Regions from separate parts of the Homo sapiens genome. Here region 2 is linked to region 1. A link is a loop called in an ENCODE intact Hi-C map of the cell type or tissue named here. Cell type or tissue: IMR-90. All regions are shown on one strand. Links, peaks and the distances in the headings refer to the core of each region. The heading gives the core; the rest is flanking DNA.

Region 1 (12,790 bases), core at 1,563-9,562:
CCATTAAATAACAGCTGCTAAAATTTTGGTCTACATGGAAACCTTTCTTATGATGTTGGTGATGAAACATATTCATTTATTAGATTTTTACTGTATGCCAAGCACTGTTATAAATGCTTTATGAAAGCATTATGTAGTTTATATATATACATGTGTTTCTTCTCAGTGGAATGGAATTGCACAGTGGGTACAATTGTAGCTTAATGTGAATATTTTCTTAAGTCGTTAAATATTCTAGAATATAATTTTTAGTGGCTACATTATGTTCAGTGTATGATATACATTAGTTGTAATCAGTCTCCTATTGTTGGATATTTTAGTTATTTTTAAACAATGTTGCATACCATCCTGAGTTCTGTCTCCATCCAGATCTCTTACTTTTCCCTTGAGATAGTCTAAGAATGGAGTTAAAAGAGAGGAAAATATTTAATTTTATTCTTTCTGTTAAATTGCCCTCTAGAAAAGAAGTATTTAGTATATGAGAGTGCTTAAACTTTGAAATGTCTGTACAGTTGTCTGAATTTTTCTTTGCCAATTTTGAAGGTAGAAAATGAAGTCTTATTTTTTAAATGCTTTATGGTAAAATAAAATTGATTTAAAAACTTATTAGGTTGTTTTGCGGTAACTAGAATGTTTTTAAATGCTATATTATAAATAGAATTTAAGTGCTCATGTAAAAGCCATTTGTACATCATTTATTTAACTCTTACCATCTTCTGTGCAGTATGGTATAGTCTAAAGAACACTGGACTTGAAATTGGGAGATGGATTTCTTTTGTAGCTATTTTTAATTTATTCTCTAATCCTGGGCTCTGTAGGCCTCAGTTTGCTGATTTATAAATTAAAGAATTTGGACTAAGCATCATATGTGCCCTTCCTTTGTTGATGGTGTATGATTTAGACTTTGTTAATTTTATTATATTGTTATTTTTGACATACTTAAACAAAAGACTTAAGAGTAGAAGTGGTAGGAAGATTAGGTAAAAGCATGCATTTTGAACAATTAAGATACAAAATTTGGAAACAATTGGTATATTAATAGTCTTTTAAGACTTACTTTGGGCTTAATAGCCATGTATCTTTGATGACACAAAATTTTGTACTACTCAATTTTGTTTTTTATGTATTTATTTATTTTAAAGAGGCAGGGTCTTGCAGTGTTGTCCAGGCTGGAGGGCAGTACAGTGGTATGATCATAGCTCACTGCAGCCTTGAACTCCTGGGTTCAAGTGATCTCCCACCTGTGCCTCTTAAGTAGCTAGGACGACAGGTGTGCCACCACACCTGGCTAATTTTAAAATTTTTTGTGGTGATCGGGTCCTGCCCAGGCTGGTCTCAAATTCCTTGGCTCAAGTGATCCTCTTGCCTTGGCCTCCCAAAGGGCTGGGATTACTGGCATGAGCCACCATGCACAGCCCTCATTTTAAAAAAGAGAAAAAAAGTATGGCCTCCATCTGTGGATGAATAAGTAAACAAAGGCTATTGGGCTTAAACACCAACTTGATTAGTTCTACAAGGAATATGCTAACAAGATACCAGTCTTTATGCTTTACTTACAGAAGTAAGTTTTTTACTAGGTCACTTATACAAATCAGTAATGTAACACTAGGGGATAACTGTATATTAGTTTAAGAAGTTAACTCAGGTAATGAATTTTGTTATTCTTTAATGTTTAGATTTATGATAAGTATTATGTCATAGCTGCATCTCAGAATCCAGAACCAAAATTATTACATATCTGTGAGATTGTGTTTTTGCGATACTCAGAATGAAAAACAGTTCATTAATAATGGATTTCACGCTAAGGTATTATGTTGCTGTAGACAAAGCATTCTTAAAATTCAGAGTGTTTGCGGGCTTGAAGGAAAATGTGACGTTCTTACTAATCTCAACCTGAACATTCATAATTAAAGGAAGTGTTAACAAGCTATGACAGTATTAGAGGTACTTGTGACAGCAAATGTGTTAGTTTTTATTGCTGCTTTAACAACGTACTACAAATTGGGTGGCTTAAAAAGCAACAACAAGTTTATTGTCTCACAATTACTAAAGGTCCAAAATCAAAAAGTTGGCAGGGCCATGTTCCCTCTAAAACCAGTAGGGGAATCCTTTCTTTTGTCTTCCTTGCTTCTGGTGGTTGTTGGGAACCTTTCACATTCCTGAGCTTGGAGCTGCATAATTCCATGTCTTCATCATCACATGGCGGTGTTCTCCCTGTGTGTTTCTATCTTCATTTGAGTGATACCAGTCATTGGATTAGGAGCCTACCCTACTGCAGTATGACCTCATCTTAACTAATAAGGTCATGGGGCTAGGACTTCTACATGTATTTTGGGGGAGACACAGTTCAACCCATAACACCAATAGAAACTACGGATTTTTTTTTTCTTATAGCACAATTGCTGTTAGCTGTTACAGCTATCTTGAAATACCATTTATAGTCATCACTAATTTGAAATTATTATAGTTATTAAAGCTATTGCTAGAGCATATATTTTAAAGTGTTAATAAAGAACCGCATTATTACCATATCAAAATGAAAAATATTTCAATAACTATGTCAATATAATTAATTTCTTTTGTAATACTGTGTATGTTGTTTTAGGCCCCTAATATTGTTCTGAGAAAGGGGTCATAAGCTTTACCAGGCTGCCAAAAACATCCATGACACAAAAGGCTAAAATCTTCTGCAATGGACAGAAGCCCAGAAGCCTGAACCCAAAGATAGAGATATAAAATAGGAAGAGTAAGAAACATGAGGATAAGATGAGTAACTCCAACATACAGCTAACAGTTCCAAAAGAAGAGAATAGAGGAGACGAAATATTACAAATAGTGGCTGCAAATTTTTAAGAACTAGCAAATCAAACCTCACTCAGCGAACTAGAACAAAACAAAGCCTCACAGTCAAATGGGGTTTATCTTGAGGATGTAAGAATGGATCAACATGAGAAAAGCAGTGCATTTTATCACATTTGAAGATTAATGGAGAGAAATGATACGATCTTAATAAATGCCAGAAATGTCATTTAATCTCTGCCCATAATAAAGTAAATGTTCATAAATATAGAGACAAATTATTTTTCTGCTCTCTAGAATTTCAGATTTTTAATTTTTCTGATTTAAAACGAGGGTGTGGGATTTACTTAACTTTGGGATTTTAGTCCAAGAGTTCTAGAATCATAACTGATTTTTTTGTACTTCTGAATTAATATATCATTTCTGTTACTCAGATGTAGGATTGACTGGTGGAAATTGCCTTGTGTCTGAAATTTCTGAATTACCTTGCAAGGCATTTCTTTCTGTGTTTGGAGAGCAAAGAATAACCTTTAGTAAATTCAAGAGTAATTGGAATTAAATTTCAGCCTAATATCAGTTTAATAATTTTATGTCTAAATTTAATCTGTATGACAGGAGTTATAATTTGTTTTTGTTTTTGTTTTTGTTTTTTTAATTTATTTTTTAGACGGAGTCTTGCTCTGTCTCCCAGGCTGGAGTGCAGTGGCGCCATCTCGGCTCACTGCAAGCTCCGCCTCCTGGGTTCACGCCTTTCTAACAGGAGTTATAATTTGGATAAAGGCCATTATGAACTTGGAATGTGGAATGTAATTCTTTTTCCTGGTAGTATTTAGTGATACTATTGCATGTGATTAAACACATTTTGCTTGAGCTGTTCATGTAGTTAGGAATTACATTCACAAATACAGTGTTTTTTAATGACTTCTATATATTAGCATCCCGTGGCAGGATTGCCAAAAATTTAGATAAAATTTAGTGAGTTGTGTCTTTTCTGATGCCACTTTTTCAAAGTTACTGTAACTTTTACCACTTCAGAGTGTTTTTATTCACTTCAGCACAGTCACCAAACTCTTTTTTTTTTTTTTTTACTGTTTTATTGTGTTATTTTTATACTGTGAGATTGGGGAGTTCTGGGGTTTCCCCCCTTAATATGTAAAAGCAGTATTAAACATTTCAGAATTTTAGTTGCTGGATTATATATATTGACTTTTTACACTTTCAGGATAGATTTGAACAGGGACCATTAATAACTTTTTCCTAAAGAAATTCAGTTCAGTGGCATTTGAATGAGTGCTTACTAGGCACTTGACTTTTGCCTTAGCTTTGGAGATACAAAGATAATTAAAACTTTAAAATCGCTATCACAGTCCACAAGGGAAATAGATACTTCTGAAATGTGATGGGTGTTCTGGTTATAAAGTTCTTCAAGGCTCAAGGAGAAAGTGATTCTACCTGGGAGTTGGTGGCAGGATGGTGACTGTGTGAAGGAAGGCTTCAGGAAAGAAGTGGCATTTTAAGAGTCAGCCATGAATGAGAGCATGGAATGGGGGAAGGGTATTCCAACCAGGAAGAGAGGGGGCAGAAGACAAGCACAGAAAGAAGAAAAAGTTGGAGGAAAGGCAATACCTTTTTGGATACAGTTGTTTGGAGGAGTTGTTAAGGAAAGTGTTGAGGGACCAGATTGTGAGTAGTGTAGATTTGTGCTTACCTGTATATCACCAACTGTGGGGCAAGGGATGGTGGCTAGGCCTAAAATATGAGACACAATATGAGCATGGCAGAAGCCCCTGGAAATCAGTTTTTCTTGAAAAGTTGAATATTTATCTGACTGGTTAGTAATAAGATGAATTTTGAACAGAGTTCCCATTAATTTTATAGATGAAACACCGAAGAGTTGAAAGAAAATTTGTTCTTTGAGCTACCTTCCCTCCTCACCACAACTATCTTTAGTCAGTAAGGATACTTAATGAGAGACACCAGGTGAAGTTTTCATCATGTAGACAGTGGCGACTCAGTATTTTAAGTGAGGGAATGATAATCCAATTTGTGTAAAGCAGGGCTTCTTAGGACAGTTGACTGGAGGGAGAAGAAAATGAACTTCAGTTGATGAGGAAGAATGTAGTAAGACAACAAAACAGAGCTGGGAATAGAGCATTTGGAACTATTGGGGACTCATATGAGAAGAAATTCAAATGTCCAACGATTATTTGACTGAATGTGAAGGAAGGAGTAGGAAGGTTGTGGGATGACTTGAACATTTTAAATTTAGGCCGCTGTAATGCTTTTAAATGAAGGTGGGAATAGAGATGAACCCGGTTTTTTAAATGGGAAAATAACCCAGTTTTGATCTTTTTTAGTCTGGGTGCTTACTGGATGTCAAGGTAGAAAGTGTCCAACAAGGTGCTTTAACTATAGGTTGAGTTCTCAAAAAGGTTAAGAGGGTAGAGTTATAGTGACATCTTCAGCATATATAGTAGTTGAGGCCAGTGGAAAATTTCCCATTGAGAATATTAAGTAATAATGGAAAGATGACAAGTGAGAAACAGCAGTGTTTTTAAGGGAGAGTAGAAGAAAGAAGAGACGCCAAAAGACGGAAGTGGCTTAAGTGGTAGGAGAGCTCTGAGAGGAAAGTATTTTAGAAGCCAAGGGAAAAAGGAGTATTGAGAAAGCGTTAGATATCACAGAAAAATTAGATTGGTGATTTCTAAGACAAGGATATAACCGTTAGGATGTCATTGACCTTTGTGGGAGTAATAATGGGGACAGAAGTCAGGTTTTGCTATAGGTTGAGGGTGTCCAATCTTTTGGCTTCCCTGGTCTACTTTGGAAGAATTGTCTTGGGCCACCTATAAAATACACTAACACTAAAGGTAGCGGATGCGCTAAAAAAAACGAATCACAAAAAAAATCTCATAATGTTATAAGAAAGTGTACAAATTTGGGTTGGGCTGCATTCAAAGCCGTCCTGCCACATGCAGCCCATGGGCCGCGGGTTGGATGAGCTTGCTGTAGATTAAAGAGAAAATAAGAAGTGCTGAAGCAGAGAAGTCATAGAGTAGATGCTAGTCATTTAGGGCGAAGTTAGTAGTTGAAGTTTATTTGTTGGCTCATGTCAGTAGTGGAGAAGAAGAGAAAGAAAGACTTAAGGAATGGCATAATGGATGGAGCAAGGCCTAGGACAGTCTATCAAATTGTTTTACTGGTTGTCACACACTGTTAGATTTAATCCTTCTAAAGATCATGTGAGCTAAGTATCCATAGTTTACAGATGAGATAACTGAGACTCATGAAAGGTTTAGTAACTTGCCATGGCCACGCAAGAGAGTAAAGTGGTAGAACTGAGATTCAAACTGCACAGTATTTATACCACACTGTACGTCATATACTTTATTGACAGACTAGATTTTAAAGAAAAAATTAGCTTGAAGTGGTAGATTGACACATAGAACTGATAGCTGTTTTGAAGAACTGCAAGTTTTGGTAAAGTTAAAGAGCTTGTAGAGTGTAAGTGGGAAAAATGGAAAGACAAAGAGATTTTGATCATAGAACAATGGCTCCAGAGTGATGACATGTGAGGGAAGATTAAAGTAGAAACAGGGATGAAGGTTATTGGAGAAGCCAGGATCTGCTAAAATGTTTTTTTTAAAAAAGAGTGAACAGTATGGATGTTTGGATAGCTAGGGTGGTATCAGGAGTTGAGGTGGAGAGAAATCCTAAGCCAGTGCCAGTGTATTTAATGTGAGTGTGGGTTGAGTGACTTAGAGTGCTGGTATCACTGTTGCCACCTCCCTCTGCAATCAAGAGAGACAGGGGTAAGGATTTTGGAATTGGAGGTTGAAGAAAAGGGTATTGGGGAAGAGGATAAGAAAAGGGAAGGGTTTAGCTGGGAAGATTTGAGAGTATTTGCAATGATAGGATGTCATGTAATAATGGTCCTATCAGGAACGAGTGATTCTGAGAATTAGCAAGTAGAGGGGAAGAGAGACATGTAAATAAACTATCCAAATTAAGGTCTTATTAAGAACTTTACGTTTTTATGAGAGGCAAACCAAGATGTTGACTGATATTGCAGGGTTTTATCCAATACATTATATTGTCATTTATGGGATTTTGTAGCCTTTGGGTTCTCCATTCTTAATGTGGTTAGAGAAGCCCTTTCAAATAAAAATTTACTAATTTAAATTTTACAGTTAACCTGGTGTTCACAACTAACATAATCCTGGGGTTACTGCTGACTGTAGCATTAAGACATTGGCAAATAACATAACCTGTCTTTGTCCTTGCCTTTTATCTATAAAACCAGGATAATATGTCCCTACTTCAGAGGGATACAACCTCTGAATGTAACCTCTCTCCCTACAATAACATTTTTTGATTAGAGATAAAAGAATATTAAACAGAACTTTTAGTTCTTCAGAAGGAAGGTACTATGTTTATAAAATAATCAGTGCTCATTTTCATTTAGCCTGAAGGTGGGGTCGCTTTTTAAAAAGGATTATTAACCTACTAAGAAAAATTGTGTTTCATTTTAAATGTTAGAAAGCAACTTTTCAGAAAAACTTAAAATCTAAAAATTCCAACATTAGAAAAAAATTTATATTGTGAAAATTTTCTTCCATGTTCTGGGCAGACTGAAGAGGTAGATGTAACTAGTCTTGAGTAGGTTAATAAGACAAACAACTAGCTCTAAGTAGTTTTTTTTTTAATTTTTAATACAACTATTTAGTTATAAAAGGAGTATATTTCTAGAACTTATTAAAATAATTTTAATACCTGAGCACAGTTTGGAAGTCTAAGTAGATTCGGTGTCTTGCCATCATTTTTAATGGAAAAAAACATCTTACAGTTCAATCCAGGAACTTTCAAATATTGTTGTATGGCAAGCAGAAATCTATTTTCGTGGGAGAGAATGGGAGAGGAAGATTTTTCAGCTTAGGGGAATTATTAAGTTATTAAAGGTTTAGAATTTAATTTTTTTGCAGCTGTAATTAAACTAAGATTCCTATTAGATGGACGCACTATTTCTGCCAGCTAGAAATTCATTGTTCTTGATTTAGTCTGTTAACTGTAATTTGGACAGCTGATGGTCTGTATGCTCATGTTTAGTTAAGTTTTATGGTCATTAAAAGCTAAAGCAAAAATACGTTTACATTTTGCTTTAGCCTGATGTTTAGTCCTAGCATTCTGAAAAAACTGTATAATTTGTTAATTCAAAAATAATTGCCTTGGACACATAATCAGAAACTTGGTTTAGGAATGAGTTATGTATGAATCAAAATCTTAAATGAGCATAAATCAGGGACTTAAAAATATGATGAAGAATGCACATACTTTTTCTCTTGATGAAGGTTATTGGATCCAAAAATCAAACTTAATTAACTTAGTAACAGTTAAGAACATATAACAGCCTTAAATGATGTATCAAATTAGGGCCAGGCACGGTGGCTCATGCCTGTAATCCTAGCACTTTAGGAGGCCGAGGTGGGCAGGTTGCCTGTGCTCAGGAGTTGGAGACCAGCCTGGGCAACATGGCAAAACCCTTTCTCTACTAAAAATACAAAAAAATTATCCAGGCATGGTGGTGCATGCCTGTAGTCCCAGCTACTCGGGAGTCTGAGGCATGAGAAATGCCTGAACCCGGGAAGCTGAGGTTGCAGTAAGCCAAGATCGTGCACTGTGCTCCAGCCTGGGCAACAGAGTGAGACTCTGTCTCAAAAAACAAACAAACAAACAAACAAACAAACAAACAGGATATTCTTCAACTTTGTATTATCATTTTTAAAGAGAAGGAGAGTGGCGAGAGATGGATGAGACAGACTGGCTTCTAGCCACCTTAGTTTTCCTTAGCAATGTTTCCTAGTCTTGATACTTGAAGAGCAAGCAAACTGAGCTTCTAAGTGAGCCAAAAAGAAAAAAAAAAAATTATTGGATGTTGTATATAGACTCTACTGCTTTTGAGTCCGAACTGTGTTTTGTGTACTAGGCCCTAGCATATAACACATAAGAAGCATAATTTGACTTACAATTACTGGCTAATAGCAGATCATCCAATTTTTGCATTTACCCTATCTCAGATTTAGTCAGGTGGTATAAGGAAAAAAATGAAAGTAAGCTAAAATCCTTTAGGAAAACAATGAGCAATAATTACATCAAAAGAAATCAACTAAAAACCCAGCACAGCTTTCAACTGCATCTAGTTCCATACACATTTTTGCTTGTGTACATACACATATTATTTACCTGATTAAGTATATCACCTGATATACTTAATATAAAGACTTAGGCGTATATCTAGTTTTTAAATAATCATTTTAGTACTGTAATATTTCACATTGTTTTACCAAAAGTTTACCTACTTGTTATCTCTTTAAAGAACACTTTAGGTTTCCAGCTCTTTGCTATTACAAATAACATTTTTAAGGAGCATCTTTTTGCATATAAATATTTTCTTCTCTTTAGTAAAATTTCTTAAGATAAATTTACAGGAGTGGGATAAGTGTGTCAAAGAGTACAAGTGGTTTTTTAAAATTCTTAATATGAACTGCCACTTCTGAAAATTCACATTTTTTTCTATCGTGGATTATTTGTAATGAAATTTGTTCTTAAATTTCTTAGATTCCTTTTTTGTTCTTTGGTACCTTGTGGTTTTATGTAGCTCTCAGTACATAATTAAATGACAGCTCATATATGAGTAAGTAACAGCATTGGCCTAAAATCATTTCATGCATTTAGTCTTTATAATAACCATGTAAGTGTTTGTTATAATGTTACTACTCCCATTTACAAAGCCAAGGAAACTGAGGTGCAGGAAAGTTAAATGACTTGGCAAAGATTACATACTTGGTAAAGTCTTATGATTCCAAAGCCTATGCCCTAAAACAATGGCTTTCAGACTTTTTGACTGCATCACAGTAACAAACACATTCTGCATTTTGACACTTTGACATCAGCAGTGTACATACACGCACGTATGCCCATAGGATATACATATGAAAAGATTTAGTGTTTAAAAAGCTTTCCATCTTTTCCTAATACACATAATTAAAAACATTTCATATTGGGAAAACAACTGTCCTAGTGATTAGAATTCAGTGTTCACATAACTCTGAGTTAGTTTACTGGATTTACAAATAATTATATACTTATAAAAGATTAATTTGCAATACATTGCTATATCATTTGGAGCACTTCAGTGAAGACATCTGAAAAAGCAATGATGTAATAACATTTGCTGTCTCTACTCTAGCTACAGCAATTCAATTCTGAATTCTTCTGCAGTCCCTCACAGCTCAGCCTTGAAACCCACTCTTGTGAGTATCCTATGCCTTTTAGTATTATCTCTTATTTTCATGAAATAAGCTGAACATAAATGTGAATCTTCACTACCAACACGGAGGTACATCCTTAGAGGAGAACAACATCCCAAATACTTCACAGTAGTTTAGAACAGGGAATTTTTCAATGGCAATGGGTCTCCATCAGCATTATGTTTCCATGTAGAATGGAATAGAATACCAAAGTCAGCCTGTGTGTTGTCACAGTAAGTCTAAGTTGTTTTGTGAAAAGTTATGTGTGTGCGTGATACACTTACCCTTGTGACTACCAGTCATTCCCAAACAAATTCACAAGGATGTTGAGACCATGTAGGGGGTGGGGGAATAGCCTAAACATTTAAAAGTGACCAGGGTATAGTAAATGATAAATCATCATACAGGACCCATCATTTAAAAAGATATTGTTAATACTGTGTTATTTGAGCATACTTTCCTTATTGCTTTATGTTAATGAAAGTAAGGTAATTAAAAGATTTTTCACAGGTTGTGTTAAAAGTGTATGGCTTCAGTCTCTTAACCTTGTTTTCTAAGTTTTTACTGTTCATTCCTTAATAGTAACCATATCATCTTAGTTGGAGAGGGATTCCTATCTACCTCAGTACATTTTCAGTCTTTGAAATCATCAGATTATAAAGGAGTTGTAGAAACAGAAATCATATTTATAGTACTAACTTTTTTCTTTTTTTTTTTTTTTTTTGAGACAGAGTCCCGCTCCGTCGCCTAGGCTGGAGTGCAGTGGCGCGATCTCGGCTACTGCAAGCCCCGCTTCCCGGGTTCACGCTATTCCCCTGCCTCAGCCTCCTGAGTAGCTGGGACTAAGGTGCCCACCACCATGTCTGGCTAATTTTTTTGGTATTTTTAGTAGAGACGGGGTTTCACCGTGTGTTAGCCAGGGTGGTCTGGATCTCCTAACCTTGTGATCTGCCCGCCTCAGCCTCCCAAAGTGCTGGGATTCCAGGCGTGAGCCACCGCACCCAGCCAGTACTAACTTTTTTTTAAGAGACAGTGTCTCTCACTTTGTTACACAGGCTGGAGTGCAGTGGCACAATCACAGCACGCTAACCTCGAACTGTCAGGCTCAAGTGATTAATCTGTCTCAGCCTCCTGAGTAGCTTGGACTACAGGTGCCTGCCGCCATGCCCAGTAATTTTTAAATTTTTTTGTAGAGACAGGGTCTTGATTTTGTTGGCCAGCCGGGCTGGTCTCAACTCCTGAGCTCAAGTGGTCCTCCCACTTCAGCCTCCCAGAGTGCTGAGATCACAGGTGTGAGCCACCATGCCTGGCCCTTACTACTAGCATTTAATTCATTGTCTCTCACTGTTTTTTCCAAATGTTTGTTACTTTACTGAAAGATACTACCTTTGTTATCTGCTAAAATTTTTACTTCCATTTGCTGCCAGTTGGGCTTTATTAGAATTCTTTGAGAATCTAAAGCAGTGAGTACAATAGAACATTCTGTGATGATGGAAACATTCTGTTTGTGGTATCCACTATGGTAGCTACTATATAGTTATTTGGCTGTACTTGAAGTGGTTTGAGTGACTGAGGAGTTAAATTTTAAATTTTATTTAATTTATATAGCCACAAGTGGCCAGTGTTGACTGCTGTATTGGATGGCACAAATCTGGAGCATTTCTTTCTTTCTTTTTTTTTTTTTTTTTTTTGAGACAGAGTCTTGCTCTGTCTCCCAGGCTGGAGTGCAGTGGCACGATCTTAGACCACTGCAACCCCTGCCTCCCAGGTTCAAGTGATTCTCCTGCCTCAGCCTCCCGAGTAGCTGGGATTAAAGACGTGTGCCACCATGCCCGGCTAATTTTGTATTTTTAATAGAGACGGGGTTTCAACCATGTTGGCCACGCTGTCATGAACTCCCGACCTCAGGTGATCTGCCTGCCTCGGCCTCCCAAAGTACTGGGATTACAGGCATGAGCCACCATGCCCAGCCCAAATCTGGAACATTTCTATTCCTTCAAGCCCAACACCTTTTTTGAAAACTATGACATGTTCTCCATTCACTCTGCTGAAGAAAGTTTCTAATTGTTTTTTCATGGAGAGGTAACTTGAGGTAGCATAGCTTTTTCCAAAATGTGGAATTTGCCACTGGTATGTAAGATAATTTTAGTTGTTTCACAGACATGGCATTTATATTAGTCTGTTCTCACTGCTATAAAGAACCATCTGAGATGGGTAATTATTAAGAAAAGAGGTTTAATTAACTCACAGTTCTGTAGGCTATACAGGAAGCTTGGCAGGGAGGCCTCAGGAAACTTACAATCATGGTGGCAGGCAAAGGGGAAGCAAGTATTAGCAAGGCAGAGCAGGAGAGAGCCAAGTGGGAAGTGCTACACACTTCAAACAACTAGATGATCTGAGAACTCTATCACAAGAACAGCGAGGGGGTAGTCTGCCCCTCTTTCAACACATGGGGATTACATACTCGACCTGAGATTTCAGTGGGGACACAGAGCCAAACCAAATCAGCATTAAATTAAATTGAGAAGTTATTCCTTTCTTAATACTTGTTGAATTTTAAATTAAAAAAATGTATGTATGTATGTATATATACTAATTAGTATACTAATCTTCATATATCAGCTTTTGTACATATGTCTCTTGAACTGAGTGAAATGTTTTCTTTAAACATTTCTTGTTGATAC
Region 2 (12,790 bases), core at 1,767-9,766, 56 kb after region 1:
TTAAACTACAAATTTCCTTTTTGGCTTCTTGTTTTGGATTGTTGCACTACACAAATTTTTATATGGAGTTAATTTCATTATCTTTTAGGTCTAAGGGTTTTCTAATTCTCATGCTGATTTATTTGATTCACTTGTCATTTAGAAGCAGGTGTAATTTCTTTCAAAAGAACAGGTATTTTAAACTAAAGTTGTATTGCATTATGTTTAGAGATGATAGCCTATGCAATAACAGTTATATTTGTCAAGATATATGTTATATTGTGGGTAAATGATTAATTTACCTAAGTGTTCCACATATTTTAGAAGAATGTATTTTTCAAGTAATTCATACAGGTTTCTGCATGTGTCCCATAGGTCAGATGTTTTAATGGTGATATTCAAATCTGCTTTATCTTTACTAATTTTGTGTCTATTTCATCTATCAATTATTGAGACATATATTCAGATATGTTACTCTGATTATAGATTTGTCAAGTTTTTCTTGTGTTTATTCTTGCCTAATAAAAATGTATGGATTATATTTCTACTAAGTGAACTTTATTCATTATACCTTTTAGCCTAAGAGTCCATTTTGCTTATTACTGTCAGCATCCACCACCTTTTCCCAATATTATAATGTCAAGTTTAATTCCAGCTGAACACTTTTTCATATCCTTGTAGTCATGTGAGCCTCCAGTTAAATTTTATTCCTCTATTGGTTGTTTGTTCTAATTTTTATTATTTGCACACATACGTGTATACTTTCTCACCTCATTTATTTAAGTAGGATCTAGGTAGAAGTGTGGGTTTATTGGAGTATGGGAACTGTAGATACTGGTGTTCCAGTTACTATCTTTTTGAGTGAAAATAAAATACCTATGTATGTCTGACTGTCAAATATTTGATCTCTTTTGTAACTTGCTGTTTTTTATATTAACTATTTAGTCATACAAAAATAATGTGTGTTAAAATAAAGTGCCATAATTATGAAAATATGATACCATTTTCTTTCCTTCTCTCCTCCTTTATTCCTTTTTTTCTCCCTCCTTCCCTTCCTTTTGTGGTAGCTGAAGGTAACGGAACTGCTATTGTGTGAGAATCACTGCCATTGCTGTTTCTGTTACTTTTATTTTTCAATGTCTAAAGTCCCACTCAGCTCAGAACACAGTGTTAAACACAAATTTATATTAATAGACAATTGTAAAAACATGTATTTGATAACATAATTCTATATAGAATGTCATAATGTATTTCTTAAAGGGTACAGGTTTTTATGTCATTCAGAAAATTAAAGTTCATTATAAGGGCAACTATTTGAGATATCAGTTATTGACTTTGGTTATCAAGTAATTTAATCTGAATTTGGAATTATTATTTTAAAAATGAAATTATTTTTCATTGGATTCAAAGGTATTTCAGAAAGTTACTAGTAAAAATTTTTATGTCTGGTTACCAAGCATACTACTTCTTAGATAACACTATTTGTGAACATATAATTATCTACTCGTAAGATAGCAACTACAATGTAGTACTTAGTAATTTAAAAGTATATATTTAATTGTACTCTCTTCTTCCAAATTATTAGTTGTTATTAGTGAAACAAAATGCACTTACACCCATTTTTGGCTTGGTCTATTTTAAATGCTTCTGGCATGCAACACAGTTATTTTACGATGGGAGTTTTGCTCTATATTTCCCAAAATAACTTGGAATAAGTCTTCAGAAGTTGTAGTTACTTAGTAATCACAGTTTCTCCCCTTTTTTCCCCCTCTGTAAATTCTCACCCTGGAACTTTTTTCAGATGAAGGAAAAGGGTTGGAGATTGAAGCATTTTTACAGCCTTTAGAATCCATTAACAAACTCTTCAGAATTTACTCACATAAGTTCTTTGAAGTGCTTAATAGTTGTATCTGTCACTCAAACACCTCTGTCTCCATACTCAAAAATCCTCTTCATAAATAATGATCTCCCATCCTCGCATAGCAAGTAACCTATTGTGGGGTAGTGGCATCACCTAGTCACCAACATCACCATCACTACTAAGATTTATTGAAGATTTACTATGTGTCGGGCAGTATTTTGAATACTTTATTAGTTCATCTAATTCTCAAAAGTCAGCTGGATGGTGAGTGGTAGAGACTGGATGGGACCCAGCAGGTCTTGGCTACAAAGCCTACAAGCTTAACTAATTACTCTACTGAATTCTTACACAGTAGTAACTGTTTTCTTCTTCCTTGGGAAGTGAATGTGTCATGTTCCTGGCCTGTTCTATTTTTCATAGCTTAATCATTTTATTTTGAACACTTTTCACTCATATAAAAATCAATTTTTGTTAAACACCTTCTTCCGCTGTCTCTTAACCTGGTGTAGTATAAGGAAACCGTTTGTTTTCCCTCTCCCTTCATCTGTATCAGATTTTAATAAATTTATGTCAACAGTATTTTCAGTTTTCTTGAAGTCCAGAGTTCACCTGTTTATCTGTTTATCTGTATTTTCGTAAATAACATCTGTTTAATGTTAACAGACAAAAACATAAAAAATAAAAATAGATTTTAAAAGTTATTTTTGTTACCACTGGATTGAAAGACTTTAAGATCTTCTTAAAATATCTGTGGTTCCAAAAATATTTACCTTGCTAGTAAAGAATTTAGACTTGTATGTCTTAAGCAACTTAGATTTGTTAAGATCTGTGTTGGAATGCAAAGTTGTGCTACCAAATACACCACATAACTGTATTTTCCTCCTTTATTATTATAGTCACTTTCCTAAAGCCGGCTCCAGCCAGTCTATTTGCAGCAATTATATTGTACTCCAACCTGGCCAGATCTGTTTGTAAAAGTCTGAATTTTTCTTCATGCAATCAGTATAAACATTTAAGTGCTTTTGAATTTGTTGCGGCTTTTTCTAGTTTACAATTTTCCATTATATGTTTTTTTTTTTTTTTTTTTTTTTTGGTTAATGTCTTTATTTCTAATCCCTGTGCATTTGTAGATGATGAAAAGTTCAAAAAGTTCTAGTACTAATAATAAAACATTAATTTGTTCTTTGTCAACCAGCCACATTTTTAATGGATCAGTGAAGGGTTATTCGTGTCATATTATTTTGGCATCATATTCTTTATAGTTATTCTTGTTGATTGAGTCCTACATTTAATATTTACTTTACAGTAGCTGTCTACACTTCTGATGTCTTTCCAGTTTATTAATATAAACTATATTTTGAGTAAAAAAGAGGGTGAGGCCACTGGTTGGCTTTTAAATTTATCTTTACTATCTATTTTATGAATGTCCTTCATTAATACGATGGGGACCTGATGAAATTCACACCCACAACTAATTAATACTAGCAAGAAGTTTATTCAGCTTTTAATTAGAATTAGGGATATATTCCAATAGACTGAATATTTTTAAGATTATGTTTTTAATAGCTTCTGGCAATGGCCTTTAGGATAGTCTTAACAAGACTTAGAATTATTTATTTCCTTTTGCACCATGTCTTGTCTTACAAAGAAGACAAGATGTTAATTGCCATTGGTAATTAGTCTAACTTCCTATTGGCCAGAAGTAATGTATCCCTTTACCTCATTTCTCCTACAAAGTAAATAATTCACTTGGTAATATGGCATTGGTTGTTTTTAATCTCTTGTCAAAGATGTAATTGCTATTTTCTACAGTTTGTTTGCTAATTATGCCAATCTCAAATATGGTAATTCAGCATTGAACTCTGCTTCCTGTATGATTGTTGTTACTAATATTACTATTATCTTAAGATACAGAATTAATACAGTGAAAACTACATTGGGCTAAAGTCAGAACTTAGTGTTCTGATATAGTTGAGAAGGGACGTGAAAATAGCCAGCAGAATTCAGTAATTTTAAGAATCCTCTAGCCCTTAAAATTATTTTTGCTTTTCAGGAATGTAGATTTAGTTCTCATCAGATGATGAGTAAACATCTTCTGAGGCATTCTTTTTTTCTGCTTTCTTTTTTTTTTTTTAACAACTTTCAACCCCATTGATTTTTTTTTTTAAGTTTGAAGTAGACAGTTGGTATCTGTCTCTGTTACTTAATCAAGGTGTACTATACATTGTGTTTAGTATGATGAAAGTACATTTTACAAAATGCTACTTAAAGTCAAAAGCAAAACAACTTTCTAATATATTGTGTCACTTAGATAAATAAGAAAATATTGTACATTGCATAGGGAACCTATGAGAATTATGTAAATGAGCAATAGACTGTTCTAGGAGGCATATCCTAAAAATTATCTACAAAGATGTTGGGTGATTGTGCCAATAGATTACCTTTTTTCTATTCCACTGCCTATTCCAAAATTCATTTTAGCAGCTACCATAGAAGTTTTTCCCTAAAGGATAATCAGTTTTATGGTACATTAAATATATAATGCCAACAGTATTTTCTCGTATTTTTATAGATAGACGTAAACAAGTTGAGATCTAGTTTATAATTAGTATGTTTTTGTACTGGTTGGTATGATATTTAAACTCAGTATTTTCATGACTTTTACGTGGAACACATTTCTGCATGGGTATTTATGTGAGTCAAAGAGCTAGTTCATTGGCCTCTTCATTTCCTCAGTGCATTTTAAAGCTCATTTTTATTGATTTATTTACAATTTCATCTTTTAGATTCAAGGGGTACATGTGCAGATTTTGTTACCTGGGTATATTGGGTAATGCTGAGGTTTGGGCAATAATGGATTTTGACACCCATGTACTCAATAGGTTTTGAACTCTTACCTCCCTCCTTCTCTTTCCCCTGTAGTAGTTCCCAGTGTCTATTATTGCCATCTTTGTGTCTATGAGTATTCATTGTTAGCTCCCTCTTATAAGTAAGAACATGTGGTGTTTGGCTTTCGGTTCCTACATTAATTTGCTTAGGATAATGGCCTCTAACTATATCCATGTTGCTGCAAAGCACATGATTTCATTCTTCTGTATGTCTGTTTAGTATCCCATGGTATATGTTTTATAAGTATATACATACCACATTTTCTTTATTTAATCCACCATTGATGGACACCTAGGTTGATTCCATGTCTTTGCTATTGTGAATAGTGCTTGAACTTATTTTTAAAACTACTTTTTCTGTGAGTGTTGGGAGGCTCTAAACAATAGATGCCATTTGAAGACAAGATTAGGGTAGATCACATTGAAATTTTATTTGAGAGTTAATAGTTGAAAATATTAATTTTGTAAAATAGAAGAGGGGGCTAATTCAGTAATATTTTCATGTATTAAAAATTAATTTGGTGTTATTATTATATATTAAAAAACTAGAATCAAACTGTTTTTATGTCTTCCCCTTTTTAACAATTCCAATTTAGCATTGTTTTACAAAATACTGCTTTTCCCACTGTTTATGAATATAGTATAAATGTTGCAGTAATTTATGACACTACCATTTACTTCCCCTTGAATTCTAGAACTTAATCGTGAATTGTTGTTGTTGTTGCAAAATGGTTGTAACAAATATTTAATAGTAAATCTGTGTAAAATGCTTTAGCAAAGTGCCGACTCAAAAAAGCTCTGGATACATGTAAATTATTTTCTTTTTTTGAGACAGAGTTTTACTCTTGCTGCCTAGGCTGGAGTGCAATGGCATGATCTCGGCTCACTGCAACCTCTGCCTCCCAGGTTGAAGTGATTCTCCTGGCTCAGCCTCTCGAGTAGCTGAGATTACAGGTTCCCACCACCACGCCCGGCTAATTTTTGTATTTTAGTGGAGACGGGTTTCACTATGTTGGTCAGGATGGTCTTGAACTCCTGACCTCAGTTGATCCACCCGCCTCAGCCTCCCACAGGGCTGGGATTACAGGCGTGAGCCACTGTGCCTGGCGGTTAATTCTTTTCTAATACACATAGAGTCATCAAAGTATAGGAAGCAAAAGTCTTGAGAGAATTTCACTGCATTGCCTATAAACGGGCAGGACTGAACCTTAGTCACATTTTTGGTTATTTCTGAATTAATAAAACTTACTACCAAGAATTATTATATTCAGTGGTATGCTGATAAAAGGTTTAACAATCAGCTTTCAAGAGGGGACACAAGTCAATGATTTATAGCATTTACATACCTCTACCATGGCTGCTTTTACTCAACATGCCATCATTGCATATAGCATTGGGAAGAAATGAGCAGCAGTGTGGCATTATATAGTATTTCCACCGTACAGATATGACAGACATAAACTACCTCAAGAACCTAGGTAATTGTAAAAATATAGTAAAATAATTAGGAACTGATGAGTTTTGTGTATTTATTATTTTATTTTTAATGCAATTTATTTCATTGTAGAGTTATATATTCTAGCTTTTAACAATGGCTTCCAAAATTCTTGAAAATTTAATATCTGGCTCTTGGGAGCCAGTATAAGCAGACTCTAGCAGACCTCCCCTCCAAAAGTATAAATTAGAGATTCCTAGTCCATGATCTGTGAATGAGTTCCTTGGGAAGTGCATAAAGCCTAAAAGATTTCTGAGGAGAAGTATTGGTTGAGTACCTAATGTTTGTCTGCCACTGTAGTTTAAGGATTTGGCAAACAGACAAAGACCAGCTCATGCAGGGCCTAGTAGGTCATAGTAAGAATTTTAGTCTTGAAAGCATTGAAAAGACATTGAAACTAGGGAGTGGTCCAGTAAAGTTGCTATTTTTTTTTAAGAAAAATTATTACTCTACCTGCAGAGTAGTGCAATTACTATTAGTAATTCACTACTACTAGTAATATCTGAGGGGATCATCAGCAGTGCATGGAAGAGATGTGCAAGTGATAATGGTGATTGGAAAAGAGTGGAGGTAATGAAAATACAACCTTTCACCAAATACCAGCTGAGCATTTATTATGTGTCATGTGCTACTATGGGTTTCATTTGAATTATTTTTAATTCTTTTCCTCCTGTTTTCTTATAGGGGATTCTTAAAATAATTAAGGTGTGTAGTTCTAGTCTTTTTATTAGATTAATTGCAAAGATCACTAATATATCCACTTTTGTTTTATTTGACAACTAACATATATTAAAAGCATACTGTGAATATGATGAAAGACAGGCCCAGGAACGAAAGACTGAAGAGACCTTATAACTGTCCTGGAATGGATCCTATACTGGAAGGATTTTTAAAATGCTCTAAAAGGTGTTATTAGTATAGTAGGCAAAAGTGGAACGTGGTCTATGGAACATGGTCTATAGATTAAAGTTCTGTGTTGGTTTTAAATTTCCTGAATGAGATCACCATACTGTGATTACATAAGAGAATAGTATTGCACTTAGGAAATATACTCAAGTGTGTATTAAAGAGCAGTAGAACATAATATATGTAACTCCTTTGAAATAGTTCATAATAAAGTAAATTAAATGTTTATACATGGATATATGTGGAGAGAATGTTAAAAATTAATGTGATAAATCTGGATAAAGGGAAAACAGGAATTTTCTGTGTTATTCTTGTTACTTTTCTACAAATTTGAAATACTTTCAAAATAAAAAATTTAAAAACCAAGGGTATATTGCTTCATGCATTGCATGAAGCTCTTAACATGAATGCACATTCGGTCATTCCACTCTAAGCTCTGGGATATTTTAGTACTGCAATTTCTGTTTTACAGATGAGTAAACTAAGGCTTCAAAAGTTAGGTAACTCACTTAAATGCATATTTTGAAAAAGTGGCCAAGTGTATTTGTTTTACTGCTGTGACCATTAAATCCTTACACAAAATATAAATACGTCTTTTAAGAAGTTTAGGAAAATGACTTTATTTTGTTTTGTTTTGTTTTTGAGACAAAGTCTCACTGTGTTGCCCAGGTTGGAGTGCAGTGACGTGATCTCAACTCACTGCAACCTCCACCTCCTGGGCTCAGACGATTCTCCTGCCTCAGCCTCCTGAGTAGCTGGGATTACAGGCATGTACCTCCACACCCAGCTAATTTTTTATATTTTTAGTAGAGATGGGGTTTCACCATGTTGGCCACGCTGGTCTCAAACTCCTGATTTCAAGTGATCCGCCCGCCTCGGCCTCCCAAAGTGCTGGGATTACAGGTGTGAGCCACTGCCCCCAGCCAAAAATGACTTTAAAAAGTTAAATTTCTATTATTACCAACCCCCTGCCTGTTTCCTGGAAGTAATTCCTGATATATTCCTCCAGAAATTTTGTATGCAATGGGAGTGTATATATGTGTGTATTCTTAAAATGGGAGTATAATAAGCATCCTGTTTATAATGTGCATTTTTTTATTCCATCTTAATCTCTTTATTGAGTGACTTTGTGAAGTAGACCACTTTATTTAAAATACTAAAAATTATTCATTAAAAAGTAATAGCGTTGTATCACCTCAGTTTGTATTTATGAGCTACATTAGATGCATTTGATATATGTATATTAATTTTTGGTATTTGGCTTTTGTCAGGTGGTTTTGGAATGTATGCTTAAAAAAGACCTCATTTATAATAAGGTCACTCCAACATTTCACCACTGGAAGATTGATGACAAGAAGTTTGGTCTTACGTTTCAAAGTCCTGCTGATGCTAGGGCTTTTGATAGAGGTATCCGAAGAGCTATAGAGGATATTTCTCAAGGTAGGTATTCTTGACTATTTTCTTAATTTATTTATCGGTTATATATAGTAGAGGTTATCTTTCTTAAAGTTGACCCAAAGTAGTTTTCACACTTTAACCATGTCAGCTTTTGTGATATGTGACCAGGCTTTGAAACCTCACAATAGATGAAGATAAAATAATAGATTCCTTAACGTGATTTGTATTTGTCACATCATAGTCTATGTCAATTGCATGTATTATCTTGAAGAGTCCATCAACAGCTGACTTCAGATAATTCAAATGTTTTAAAATAAGAGCTTGAAGGAAGAGGGAATAGAAATGTACAGCTGCGAGAATCCCAGTTGGTATTCTACTTGTGTATGTATGACACCAGTCACATCCTTTTTTTGGGTAATTATATAGAACTTGTAATATTCAAATGTATGTAGACTCTAGTTATTCCATGACAAAAGTCTTTACTTGATTGATTTCATTATTGAGGATTGGCAGAGACCACAAGCTCATCTATTCCTTTGTTATCTTGCCAGTCTATTAAAATTATTAACTCAAAAGCATACAGGTTTTGAAGGGAAGAATAATGTTTTTTCATGTAAGACTGGCTTATGCTTACTTAAACAAAAATCACATTAAAACCCATTTCTTCCCATAAAGGAAGAACTAAGACTTGATTTTTTTTTCTAATTAGGAGGAAAATTATTTCAATTTAACTAACTTTCTATATAAAGTAACTGAAAGTGTGCTAGACTACGTTGTGATTTGTGTTATTTTGAAGATGTCATTTTAATAAGAAAATCTGAAAACATAAACTGTGAGACCAGTCACAGGCAAGAACATGGAAATACATTGTACAAATCTGTTTTGATAGTGCATAAAACTGTAGTTAAGTAATTTATTTAGCTACTTTAAAAGATTAGAATTTGGTAAATGAGTAATTTTTTATTCTGATCCAGAAAAAATTACTATGAAGTAATAGTAGCCATTTTGTCTTTATTGTAAGACCCCATAAATTCTCCTTAGATCAGTGTTCTTAACCTTGGCTACACATTAAAATCACCTGGGAAGCTTTTGAAGCTTAAAATGACTAGTCTGCACTCCAGACCAATTGAATCTATCTGGGGAATAGAGTCGAGTCATCCCTTATTTTTCAAAAACTCCAAGAAAGTTCAAATATGGTGAAGAATTGTTCTCTAGTCAAGGAATTGTAATTTGAATTTGAAGAAAAAAAAATAAGAAACTTAAAAAAAAAAATACATGATGTTCTGTGCCTCATTCCACAGAGATTCTGATATATTTTGGTTTGACGCCATACTCTGGCATCAGTGTATTTTTTGACAATTCCTCAGTTGATTCTAACCTTTAGCCAGGTTTGAAGAACCAGTGCTTTAAAGAGAGAGAAAAATAGTATCCATGGCTGCTGGAATTTATATGATTTAAAGTTTTGAATTACTTTTAAGTTTATGCTCATGTACCATAACAGTATACCTCTTTCACTAGGATCAAACAGATTGGGTTTAATGTTTTAAAAAATGATTTATAAGGAGTAGCTTACAAACTTCTAGGTAGAGTAGACTACAGTACTTAGTCTGCCTTGTTATTTTTGAACATTAAAAAACATTAGCTAGCATTATTATCAGCTGCTATATAGACTTTCAACAATCTCAAATTGCTTTTACTCGACCTTCTGTGACAAAAAGATAAAATATGCTGCTCTTTCCAAAGGGCGCATTTCTTCTTATCTCATGCCTACTCCGTGCTAAGCTGTGCCTCTCAAGGGTAGCATGAACTAAGAGTACTTTGCTAGGACAAATCCTTTCTTATTAATTTATTGAAACTAAAGGTACTCTTAACAGCATGAAAATCTGTACAGAGACGTTGATGCAAAAAAGTCAGTAACAACAATTGGCCATTAACTGTCAATAGTGGATTAAAACTCATTTGTTTTCCATCTTAGCTAAAGCAACTAAAATCCTGGTTATGGGTACTAAATACTGTTTCCTGGGTCAAAGCATTTAGAAAAATTGAATAAATCACATCTTAGCATCACCAGAGCAATGTAATTATAATCTGCCTAGTAATTTTGAGTATTTGGGAGAAACTAGGGGCAGGGGTAGCTAGAGATAGTATACTTTCAGAGAAAACATCTCGTTAGTAAGCAGCTGGAAATTTACCTATAGAGGAGGGAAATAATTACATTATTCTCCATTATTCTAACAGGGGCAAATGCAAGTGGCCAGTACCTTAATTGCCAGGCAGTCCAGAAAGATCTCTGATTAGTCTTCTAAAGTATTATAATGACATAATCAATTAGTCATTAATACTGGACTCTAAGACAAAAATTCTATACTTAATTAACTTTTATCTATTTTCTTAGGATGCCCCGAATCAAAAAATGAAGCTGAAGGGGCAGATGACTTACAAGTAAGTAATGGCTTGGAAGGAATTTGTAAACATAAAGGATGTGGAAGAAATCACTAGCCTTATTCAATAAACTTATCAATTACTAAGAATATTTCTAAGACACTCTATTTGTCAGATTTCTCCAGAAGAAAAGAACCAATACAGGTTGAGCATCCCTCATCTGAAAATTTAAAATCTGAAATGTTCCAAAATCTGAAACTTTTTTTCTTTTTGAGACAAGGTCTTGCTATGTTGCTCAAGCTGGTCTCGAACTCCTGGGCTGAAGCAACCCACCCACCTCCCCACAGTGCTGGGATCATAGGCCTGAGCCACCGTGCCTGGCCCCAAAATCCGAAACTTTTTGAGTATGGACATGACACCTCAAGTAGAAAAAATTTACACTTGACCTCATGTGATGAATCACACTAAAAATGCAGTCAGAATTTTGTTTCATGCACGAAATTATTTAAAATCATGTATAAAATTACCTTCAGCCTGTGTGTTATAAGGTGTATAAACATAAATTTCATCTTTAAATTGGGTACTATCCTTAAGATGTCTTATTATGCACATACAAATATTCTGAAATTTGAAACAGTTCTGGTTCCAAGCATTTCAGATAAGAGATATCAATCTTTATATAGAAAGTAAAGTTTCTGGGGTTTTTTTTTTCTTTTTTAAGGAAGTGGTTCATAAGATTGTGGGCTGGGTTGGCAGAATGGGCAGGCACGCTGAAAATTGGCACAAGTTGATGTTGCAGTCATGAGAAGGCCGAATTCTATTTTCTTCAGAGGACCTCAATCTTTTTTCTTATGCCTTTCAACTAATTGCGTGAGGTCACCCACATTATGGAGGATGCCTAACTGCCATATTAAAAGGACATTCAAGCAACACTGTGTAGATATTCATGTGGTGAGGAACTGAAGCGTTCAGACAATAGCCATATTAGTGAACCACCTTGGAAGCAGGTTATTCAGCTCCAAGCAAGCCTTAATAGATGACCAGTTGTGGCATGTTTTCATTGCAACCTTATGAGGAACCCTGAGCCAAAACCATCTAGTTAAGCTGCTCTTGAATTCCTGGTCAACAGGAATTGTGAAATAATAAATGTTTGTTATTTTAAGCCACTAAATTTGGGAATGATTTTTGACTAATGCAGATTCTGAAGACCTGAAAATGGAGTGCTGCTGTAACAAATACTAAAACATGGGAATGACTTTGGACTCAGGACTCAGACAGTAAATAAAAGCTGGAAGGTCTTTGAGGCGAGTTTTAGTGAAGTTCCGAAGAGACTTACTGGAAGCTTGAAGATCTTTGGATAGAGCGTCAGTGAGGGCTTAAATGAAAATGAAGAAAACCATATTGGAAAATGGAAGAAAGGGAATGTTTATTTAGTGGCTGAAAGCTTAGCAACAATGTCATGGCAGTAATGTGGGAGGCAGAAAATGTACCTAATGTACTGAGTGGTTAAGCTAAGGAGTTTTCAAGCAAAAGGTTGAAGCTGTTTGCCTGATTTCTTCTTACTGCTTATGATAAACAGTAAATGAGAGAAGTAAGCTAAGGAAGGGCTCCTAAACAAAAAGAACCCAGGGCTTTGCTGGTTTTGAGAATTCTCAGTTTCTCAGTATGTCAAATGGCTAAGATTAAGAAATGGCTTCTAAGCAAAGATCAAATCCAGGGCCTTCTTAGAAAAGCATTGTCTAAGGATGTGAGTGTAAATTCCTTTGTTAAGACCTCAGGAGGATTTAAGATGAACCTCAGAGAAACTTTCGATTGAAGTAGTAGGTCCTATACGAAGTGTAAATGTATGTCACTTAGCAGAAGTTTAAGGTTGAGAAGAGT

Evidence for each region. Hi-C counts contacts between places; a loop is a spot of excess contacts. Peaks named below come from ENCODE experiments on the same cell type or tissue, not always from the same donor. Only the 100,000 strongest peaks of a DNase experiment are listed, where the experiment ranks them.
Region 2: a loop joins it to region 1, with 2.5 times the contacts of the local background. A loop is called at or near these places in 24 of 110 quality-filtered maps.

What each region holds. Positions count from the first base shown.
Region 1 is chr15:38,258,129-38,270,918 of GRCh38, forward strand. The region is part of intron 1 of SPRED1 (sprouty related EVH1 domain containing 1); the gene reads left to right. Among named protein-coding and RNA genes, the nearest start is that of SPRED1, 12 kb to the left of the region's middle. In IMR-90, for the core only: a CTCF peak has its summit at 2,098; a DNase peak (open chromatin) is centred at 6,073; H3K27ac peaks cover 138 bases.
Region 2 is chr15:38,313,841-38,326,630 of GRCh38, forward strand. SPRED1 (sprouty related EVH1 domain containing 1) reads left to right here. Exons shown (of 7, transcript NM_152594.3): 3 at 8,401-8,569; 4 at 10,923-10,969. Among named protein-coding and RNA genes, the nearest start is that of SPRED1, 67 kb to the left of the region's middle. In IMR-90, for the core only: no CTCF peak of the experiment used is centred there; a DNase peak (open chromatin) is centred at 6,521.